Linked DNA regions of Homo sapiens: regions 2, 3 and 4 are each linked to region 1. Evidence: chromatin loops called from intact Hi-C (ENCODE). Cell type or tissue: Calu3. All regions are shown on one strand.

Region 1 (2,500 bases):
AAATTAAGGAACAAGAAGGGGAGCAAGTGCTCCAAAAAGCCGCAGGTCTTGGGGTTCCCACCACTGAATCTTTCCGCTCCACGCGTCCATCAGGAAGATCCTCCGCCGTTACCTCCAAATCTATGTAGAGCCCCCTGGGATTGGCTCCCTACCTCTTCAAGTCTGGCGGCTGTGGCGGAAAGGGAGTATGAGGAGGAACCCGGGATGAAGCTGAAGTGACCGCCCCGCCAACAGCTCTCCCCTCCCCAGGCAGCCCGCGGGCGAGGGCCAGACGCAATCCACCTGTGTTCTAACTCTGAGCACCAGCTGTGACCTTGAGAGAGTCCCTGATTACCCCCGTTTTACAGAATTAAGAGTTTGAGTCAGGTCCGTCGCGCTGGGCTGCTTGCGGGGCGCTTAACGGATGGTTTGAGGCGTCCCGCCGGTGCGCCCGCAGCACAGTAGGTACGCGGTGAACCGCAGCCCAAGCACTACGTGGCCATCCGGGATCGGAAAACGCGAGGGAAACGCAGAGGCGAGCTCCCACCCCAGCAGCGAGAGAAAGAGGCGATTCTGGCTCCGCGATGATCCCTGAGCAAGTTCAAGTACCCGCGCCCCTCGCCCCTCCGCAGAGGCTGACTGGCCGCGCCTAGGGTTCCTGGCTCCGGACGCGCACAGGGTGCGGGGGAGCGTGAGAGACACCTCCACACCTTCACACACCCACCCCCGAAGTTGCGGCAACGTTGAGGGGAGAGTGGCGCAAAGCTGCCAGAGGGGAGAAGAGGGAGGCGGACGGTACTCACGGGGGGTGGCCAGCCTGAAGCAAGTCCGCGACCGGGGTCATCGATGGCGGCCGGGCTCAGGCCACCGCGCCTCAGTACGCCCAGGGCACCTGCCGCAACGCGCCGCGTGGATTAGAGGCTGCCGGCGGCGAAGAAGGGGCGCGGGTCGGTCTGCGCGCTAAAGCTGGGCTGCAGCACCGCGGGGGCTCGGCTGCCAGAACCGCAGCCGCAGCGGGAACCCGGGAACCGACAGGAGGCGGGAGCGCAGCGGCGTCGGCAGCAGCGGCTGCGAGGGAGGCGCCCGCGCCGCAGGCAGCCAGGGCCAGCCTGGCCGCAGCCACCGCCGACACCTGCTGGCCCGGCCGAGAGCCAATCAGAGGCGCCCGGAGCGGGGGAGCCTGCGGAGGCGGGGCGGGGGCGCGTGCAGGGCGCCCGGCGGGAGGGGCGGCCCGCGATCGCGCCTGCGCCGGGGCAGGGGGTGCCCGCCGGGCCGGTTCCTCCAGAGCACCTCGGGCGCGCGGGCGGCACGCGCCGGGAGGGGCGGGGCGCACCGGGAGGAGGCGGGGCAGGGCTGCGCGCGCCCGGGGCGGGGACCCGCGCCCCTCCCGGGGCTCTTCCCTGCGGCGCAGTGCAGTATTGGGGCCGCGGTTCGGGAGCCCCCATGTGCGACTCCAGGTCCTTCCCCGATTCTAAGTCAGGCTTTTCCTGTCTCCTGCCTCTGAGTCCTGGGGGCCCGGACCCTCAGTGACCGTAGAGTAATGGGTCACCAGAATCCGGGGCCTGCCTGAATCTAAGACATGGTGTGGCGCTCCTCCACAGACAGCTCTTCCCCACTTCACAGTCCCTGGGTAATTAAAGTCTCCGTAGTGACCCCTATCTGGATTGCTTTAATTCTCCCATAAATTTACTACTACGCTAACGACGCTCATTCATTCAACACACATCAAAGGGGTTACCGATCAGGGAGCTGTCCAGGCTAATGCGCCCCCAAGTCTCCCAAACACAGCTGCGGAACCGCCGGGTTAGTGAGCCCGCGCTGTCAGAAAGACTCCCAAAGACTGCTGCAAGTGAGGAACGCTTTCGGGCTCGTGCCAGGAGTTCCCGGTCCTGGAAGAATGACTGGGAGTTGAAAGGTTCCACTCCAGGCCGGGACTTCATTGTGCGTTTGCATCCATTAAGCCAGGGATCTTCCTGAGACCCACTGCCTCAGCCCCAACAACTCGGCTGTGAAAACACTTTGTCAATTTTAGCTGCAGGGTGGAAGTCGCTCCATGAAAATAAAGCATTTATGGAGTTACACTGGCGATTTCTGAATCCCTGGAAATCCTCTCAAGCCGGTGGGTTGAGGCTGTTCTCTCCGTGTAAATGTGCGCAGTAGAAATAAATGGCTTGTTTGCTGATCAGTCCACAGCAGAAAACAAAACAAAACAAGACAAAACCTTAAAGAAAGGAACTCGGAAGGTAAAGGAGTTAATTTCTTTAAAGATTCGATTCCCTCCTTTAAAGGGATTTTAATGTCTACAAACTGGTAAAGTGGAAGGAAGTTAGTTTGTTTCTCTTTTGTTTACATTAAATTTAAATTTTATTTAGCTGTGCTTGATTAGCATTCATGTGGCACAAAATTCTAAAACTACAAATGGAACACAGTTAACAAGACTCCCTCCCACCCTTGTCTCTCAATTCCTCTTCCTGGGGGCAACCAGTGTGTACCTCCCTCAAGGAAATTGACATATACACAA
Region 2 (2,500 bases), 100 kb before region 1:
TCGAACTCTTGACCTCAGGTGATCTGCCTGCCTCAGCCTCTCAAAGTGCTGGGATTACAGGCATGAGCCACTATGCCCAGCCAAGAATTTACCTTTAGTTGATATTACAGTCAACAACGTATGGGGGTTTGGCACTACCAGATGATGAGGAATATCATTAATTTCTCTAAGTTCTCACACAAACCTCCATCCTCTACCATTTGGTTTTCTTATAGGAAGGACTGAAGTGTTATATGGGGTTGTACAGGGAATAATCAAGCCTCTTTTATATAGTCTAAAACTATACGTCTTATTCCTTCTAAAGTTTCTGGTTTTAAAGGATTTTGCTTAAGATTTGGAAGAGATTTTGTTGGATATATTTGAATTTTGATTGGAGCAGCTAAGATAATTTTTCCAACATCAGTGGAAGACTTTGACCATAATTGATTAGGTACTACATTTAGCAGTTTTTGTAACTTTTTATCACTTAATTATTTGGTGTCTTCTGTTTTCGTATTATTCTAGTACTAATTCCAGAGGTGGTCAGAACCAAACAGCCTGCCAACCTACTGGGCACATCACCATATCTGGAGAGCCAGATCCAGCTGGGTATGCAGGAGCTAGTCTCTTCCAGCCTGAGGTATAAGAATTAGCCAGGGAAGGGGTCCTAAGTCTTAGGCCCACACCCACCGATAGAGGAGAAGCTGACACAAAATGGGAGCCTGTAAGTCAGACCAGCAGGGGGAAGGTGAGCACAGAGGGCTGGGACCAGGCCAGGGAGGCTGGCTCTCCTGGCAATTTAAGGCAACCTGGTTTCCAGCCAAAAAAGTCTTTGGGCTAGGACAGGAATCTCCCCATCTGGGAGAAGGAGAAGAAGCTCATTATAAGTCACCCTGACAGTCAGGGAGAGGTTGTTGATGAATTTCCTTCTGCAGGTATCAGGTTCAGAAACGGACCAGGAGGTGGATCTGTTGGCTTCAGAAGCTGAGTAAGGAGGGGAAGGCAGCCCTTTAACCCTGAGGCAGGAAACTGCCCCCAGGCACTGAAGGAGCCTGTGAGAACAAGTAAGTTGTCATGCCACCAGCACAGCACAGAGAGAGGAAGAAACTCTGATTTCCAGGCTGTTCATTGTGCTTACCTCCTCTGCGTTTTCAGGCCATTTCTGGCTAAAGGATTTTGTACATTCCTGAATTACTGTAAGTGAGAAAAGCTACTTTTTCAAATTGCTGTGGAAACTTTCCTCCTTGCTCCCTTTCAAGTCCTGAATTCTATGCACATGTAATGCCAAAGAAATGCTTTCCACAGCCAGAGGTCTAAGAAATGAAGGTCAGGCCAAGAATTAAGGCCACAAAAGCTTTATCAGGGCCCAGAAGCTGAGTCTCTGGCATTTGCAGTGGAAAAGTAAATAAGATCAGGAACTTGGAGCCATAAAAGCAACCTAGTAGAAAACTGTTATTAAAGAAAGTGGGATTATGGGGAGAACATATTTGAATCTCCAAATTAGTAACTGTACATCTTTGAAGGACCACAAGTTAAAAAGCAAATAAGAGCATCAGCATGATTCCTTTTTCTACATTACAAGCACACTTGTAACATCAAACTCTCCTGACCATTTCTAAAGGCAGACCCCACAGGTGAATGTCTGATAACTTTACGGCGCCAAAGATGTGATATAAATTTTGAATAGTGGGCCATTCTAAAGCCATGTGTTATTTCAAAGGTCATGAAGTATTTGGTCAACCATTAACTTCAGGGAAACATGAAAGGGTTCATTCTGTCCTGAGATGCATAAACTCTTTGTCATGAATATGGCATGGACACAGTATGCTTTTTTTTAAACTGTGTAATAAACCCAACACTGAGGCATGACTCAGAGACCACCTTCACGTGACAGAGACAACAATATTTGATAGCAAAGGCCAATATCTGACTAATTAGCTAAAACTTTAGCTGGCTCTTACAGATACCTAAAAACCACATATAAAAAAGGAATAATCCTAAACAAAATTGGGAAAGAAAGCTTACTTTTTGGTTTAATAAATCCCAAACTGCTTAATCTTGCATTTCAGACCAGCACTGTCCAATAAAAATATAATGTGAGCCATATATATAATTTAAAACTTTCTAGTAGCCACATTTTAAAAAGTAAAAAAAAGTGAAATTAACTTTAAAAATATATTTAAGATGTAATTTTAGAAACATTTCAATGTGTAATCAATATAAAAATTATTGAGCTATTTTACATTTTTTATACTTGATCTTTGAAATCTAGCATTTATTTCACACTTAGACTACACCCCAATTTGGATAAGACATACTCAAAGTGCTTAATGCCACATGTGGCTAGTTGGCTACTGTATTGTCCCAACTACACACTTCTCATATACTGACTTAAACCCTACCACTTTCCCATCCCTGAACACATCCCAAGTTTTAGCAAGCACAGGTGCCAGATTTTCCAAGATGGTCCTAATTTCATCTATTCTATCCCACGGCACCTGAATGTCCTTGTTTTCAGTAC
Region 3 (2,500 bases), 310 kb before region 1:
CAGTGTTATCAAGTTTTTTGACCTTTGCTAATCCAATTGGTGAACACTGGTATGCCATTATAGTTTTAATTTACATTTATCATATTATGAGAGAGGCTAAGCATTGTTTCATTTGTTTAAGAGCCATTTGTGTTGCATTTTCTGAAAATTCTGTTTACTTTTCTTGTCCCTTTATTTTTAGGTTTTGGGCTTTTTGTTTTGGATTTGTAGGAGTATTTCTATGTTAGAAAAATTAGTTTTTGCAATTTAAATTACAAATAATTACCCTAGTCTGCCATTTGCTTTTGACTTTGTTAATGGTGATTTTTGTGCTGTAGAGATGTTTTTATTTTTATGGAGCTTCTGGTTTGGGGCCATAGTAAGGCCTCTCATGATTTCTTCTTTGTATTTGGGTTTATTTTTTATGCTGAAGTCTTTGCTCTAAAGTAAATTAATTTCAATGTCAGGTAGAGGGTAAGAGTCTAAAGTTATTTATTTTTTCCAGATGGAGCTAAGATTGGAACTGAGGTCTGGCTATAAAGCTGCCTTTATGTCCATCGCATCCTAAGGGCTGCTGTTGCTCTTCTGCCTCTACACTGATGGACTACGTCAGAACATCAATATGCTGTATTGATGATAATGGATGATATTTTCTTAGTTGTGCCAATATTACTCTTGAGGGAAGAAATGATGCCAAGGTAAGTGAGGACACTGGACATGAGTAGTGAATAAAATATTTCAATTTGAAAATGTAACAGCTAAGAATGTAGAAATGGGAATAACCTGGAAAGAAGGGATCAATGATGGGCAGAAGGTTGCCTCAAGCTACAGAGGGCAAGAGCTTTTTAAAAGGGGGGAGGTTGTGACACAACGTAGTAAAATTAATTTACATAAACACAGTAGCTATCATATGGCTTTGATGAAATCACACTTTGTAAGGCTCTCAGTTCTGTTCCTGATTTTCAGCCTCCAGGGTCTTTGTGGCTACTCCTATCCTGCTTTTACATAACCGGTGTATGATATCTTCATTAATTATCAAATTTTTCTAAACTGGCCACCAAAGGGTGGTGCAGTGAGCTACAAAAATGTCAAAATAACAAACTTTTATTTTACAATATCAGGGCGGGGGGATTGAAAGGCAGATGTGGCCTCACCGGATGCTCCAGTCATATTGGCAGCAAACTGCAAACAAGCTATAGCCGGGGGTGCAGCCACTCATGTGAGACTGTGAGACGGAGACAGGAGGGAAAGAACACACAAGAGAACGATTCACAGAGGTTGGGCCTCCACTCATTCCAAACTTATGAAACTATGGAAGGGAAACTGCTTGAAAAATATCTTAGAATGACTCATGAGAAAAGAGGTTCATGGCAAAATCAATAATGTTATGAGATTGTAGAGAAATGCTTTAACTTCTCCACATAAACAAGTCATTTTAACGGTTTTTGGGATACACCCCAAACCGTTTTTGTGTATTAATTTGTGGCTAAGAACCTGCAGCATCCACAAGGGATGTTCTATTCAGTTTTCTAGCCCTGTGCATATCCTTAACAGCCTGTCAAAAACAAAGGACGCCGTGTTCTAAACTTCCAGGTTCAAAATGTGCCTCCCAGCCTGAGACAAAGATGCAAAGAGACAGGCCCATGCCTATCAAAATTGGGCCAGACTAAACTGTGCTGAGGTGAAGACTGCTGAATTCAGAGAAAATAAAGTGTTGAAAGCAATGAGCCCTTTCCTTACTCTACTCTCAGGGACAAGGGAAAATGAAAGAGAGATAAACAAATACATAAATAGGATGGCAGGGAGTTACTTACAGTAGGGGGATGTTTTCCATCTAGAAGTTTCTGAAGATGGCAGTATCAGAGATGTGTCTTATGCTGCTAGGTGTGTGTGTGTTGGGGGGCAATGTAAGTTGTTCCTTGGGAAACTTGAGACCACGTCTTACTTTCCTAAGGTCTACACAACTCATGGAGGAGGTGTGAATGCATCTGCTAGGCTAAAGCTGGCTAAAGGTAAAGTGCTAGGGGATACCAGCATCAGGGGCAAAACACATCACAGGGATGTGAGTGTGCCCCCATCCAGGGATCAAGCAAAAGATGACAGCTGGAGACCCAGGAGGATAGTCAGCCCCAGGGAACCTGTGAGCCAGGGAGCACTGCAGCTGGCTTCTATAATGACATTTGGGAATTCAGACTCTTCACCACTCCATGCCAATTTCTATACCTGTTCTACTCAACCTTGCTCGTGCTGTGCAGTTGTCATTACCTGCAGTGGCATGAGCTGTCTCCATGGCAGAGTGAGCGGGCAGGAGGGTGTGGACCTCAGAGCCTAGTTTTGGTGTTTTATATGTGATCTCTTACGGAAGCCCACTTGGAGAGACTGATACTCCATAATAAAATCGTGACATAAATTCTACAACAAAGAGCATCACATAAAAAAAAAAAAAAGAACTGTGAACCAGGGACTGGGAATCTCCAAGTTTGTTCCTGAGTCTAGCTTTTTGAGTGACCTTGGACTTTGT
Region 4 (2,500 bases), 170 kb before region 1:
ATAAAGAGTGCTTCTAACCAGTAACTCATATTATTCAAGTTTTAGGGTTATAAATTATGGTATACAGCAAATAATATGAATGTATACCTGATACGCAAAGAAGACAGCTTGACCAAGTAAACAACTATTACCTTTTGTGTTGTTTTAGATTTGCTTTCCTCTGCTGCAGTGGTATTTCCCCTTTTCCTGACTTGATGGTTTTACTCAGTGCTCCATGTACTGCACAGGCACTGGCAGGGATAAAGGAACCGGGCCACAGAAAGGCCGAAATGTAATCCAGGCCGACATTTTCAAATATCAGAAACCTGTATTTCAAGTTTATATTTGGCCACAGTATTTGGTTATGGATTAAGCCTCATCAAAAGTAAATTTCAAAAAGATTTCCGAAGAAGTTTCTATGATTGTTTTAGATTTTAAATAATTATAATCTTTGGTTAAACACTTAATACCCACCTACTATCACAATAAATTCTTTTCTTTCTATGATAGGTCAAAAGTAATATTCTACACAACTGAAATTTATGGAAAATGCGGTTGACATATCCTCTTATCTATGAGTTTGACATTACTGGGTAAATAATCCTGGAGAAATTTTTTGACAATGTACCACGATATAGTCTTGCCTTAGAAATCAGAAAGTGTTTTCAAAATTCTGTTTTCAGCAGAAATGAGGCATGGTAATTAGGATGATGATTTAAGCAATAACAACAACAAATTGACCAGAGAGAGATTTTTAAAAGGCATTTCTTCCCCTAGAAAATGTTTTTAAGGAATAATAATATTTACCGGTTAGCTTTTCCTACTAGATATTTTATGATGCTGAAATTACTAGATTTGTTATGAAAATATTTTGTGTAGTTCCCAAGAGGCTTGGCAGGCCTCAGGCTTCTGAAACATAATGATTAGCAATTATTGTTATTTATCACAATCAAGGTCATCGAGCATTTATAAATAATGTTTAACAGTAGCTTGTAAGTGGTTCATTTGGTAATTTCCTTTGGCAAGAAAACTGGAAAACTGACATTTTCCATTAACGAAAATGTCAAGCAACATCAGAAGATCAAACCTATAAATAGCGGTCCAATTTCTCATCGTACATACATGTATATGGTGCTGCCAATACATACAGAGGCTTTTGCTGACACAGACTGTGAAAGGATGGCTACATCCACAAAGCCCTGTTCAACTCTGTCACCAATTATATTAAGTTGACTTGGATAAACTTACCCACCTACTACTCTCTACAGAGCAGATTACTTTCTTCCCATTTGGTGTATCTTGATAATAAGTAGGACTCTAACTTTGCTCTGTCTGCCATTCTGTTCAGCACTTTAGATGTATTGTTTCATTGAATGATCTTGGAAATGTAATAAGATAGGTTTGTCCTTAATTTATAGTTGAGGAAATTGAGGCATATTACAGTTTACTATAGTCATGTGTTTGCAGGTCCACTTCCTCTTTTAGGACTTTGAGTTCTTTAAAACTATGTTTGTTTTTTTGTGTGTGTGTGTGTTCTCCAATCCAATCAGTTCACTTTTATTTAACCTATTGATATTTCCTGAGTTCCTCCTATGTGCCTGAGGCCTCCCCAGAGACTGACATATAGTGGGCCCTCCACAAACATCTGCTGATATGTGCTAACCTCCAATGTTAAATTGGCTCTTAGCTGTATGTCTTATACGTAACATATGTTCCTGCAATTGGAAGAAATTTGTCAGATAAAATTGTCTCTTCAGGAACTTGGCAGTGTTTCCAATCCAGCAGCCAGGCTGACAATGAAAATGACTCAAAACATCTCAAAGGAAGAATCACAGCTGAGAGTCTCTGCAGCAAGACCCCAACAACATGAAAAGGGAGTAATGGTCTTCCACAGTACCAGGCAATGCAGAAGGCAGCTATTATTTTGACAGAGCCAGATTTTGATGACCTCCCCATATTTGCTGTATAATGGAAACCAAAATGCTAAAATAGAACTCAAAAAGGTGAAGAATGCAAGGAGGAATATAATTAATAGATATCAAATAACAAAAGAAGTACTAGTATTTTAAAAAATTGTAAAAAGAGCCCAGACAGCAGAGATCTAAGAGACAGACCTAAATGCAGAAAGAAAGGCAGATGTAACAGGGAAGAATACAACCCAGATAAGGAAGTCCACTATATTTGGCAATGTTTTTGTGTAAAATTAAAAAACCAGATTGGCCTCAAAGAATCTCTTTTCATTTATCTTTAACTCTGGGCCAATTTCAAATGCAGACACTGATTCTGATTATGTTTGGTAAAGGCAAGAGGTTTCTCTGGAGCCAGAAAAGTCATATGCCACATCTCAAACTTTAACCTAATACAAAATTCCATGACACTTATGTTATTTTAATCGTGGTAAAATATATACAACATAAAATTTACCACCTTAACTGTTTTTAAATGTATAGTTCTGAGGCATGAAGGACATTCATATTGTTACGCAACCATCACCACCATCTCCATCTCCATAATTCTCTTC

What was found. A loop is a pair of places that touch in the nucleus more often than their neighbours do. Peaks named below come from ENCODE experiments on the same cell type or tissue, not always from the same donor. Only the 100,000 strongest peaks of a DNase experiment are listed, where the experiment ranks them.
Region 2: a loop joins it to region 1, with 3 times the contacts of the local background. A loop is called at or near these places in 3 of 110 quality-filtered maps.
Region 3: it touches region 1 in a loop (4-fold over the local background); 2 of 110 quality-filtered maps call a loop at or near these places.
Region 4: it touches region 1 in a loop (3-fold over the local background); 12 of 110 quality-filtered maps call a loop at or near these places.

Annotation. Positions count from the first base shown.
Region 1 is chr3:39,808,199-39,810,698 of GRCh38, reverse strand. MYRIP (myosin VIIA and Rab interacting protein) reads right to left here and starts at 1,090. Exons shown (of 17, transcript NM_015460.4): 1 at 783-1,090. In Calu3, no CTCF peak of the experiment used is centred here; a DNase peak (open chromatin) is centred at 1,178.
Region 2 is chr3:39,910,340-39,912,839 of GRCh38, reverse strand. All of the region lies in intron 2 of MYRIP (myosin VIIA and Rab interacting protein), which reads right to left. Among named protein-coding and RNA genes, the nearest start is that of MYRIP, 100 kb to the right of the region's middle. In Calu3, no CTCF peak of the experiment used is centred here; DNase peaks (open chromatin) are centred at 749, 1,009 and 1,839.
Region 3 is chr3:40,115,721-40,118,220 of GRCh38, reverse strand. All of the region lies in intron 3 of MYRIP (myosin VIIA and Rab interacting protein), which reads right to left. Among named protein-coding and RNA genes, the nearest start is that of EIF1B-AS1, 190 kb to the left of the region's middle. In Calu3, no CTCF peak of the experiment used is centred here; a DNase peak (open chromatin) is centred at 1,190.
Region 4 is chr3:39,980,941-39,983,440 of GRCh38, reverse strand. All of the region lies in intron 2 of MYRIP (myosin VIIA and Rab interacting protein), which reads right to left. Among named protein-coding and RNA genes, the nearest start is that of MYRIP, 170 kb to the right of the region's middle. In Calu3, no CTCF peak of the experiment used is centred here; no DNase peak of the experiment used is centred here.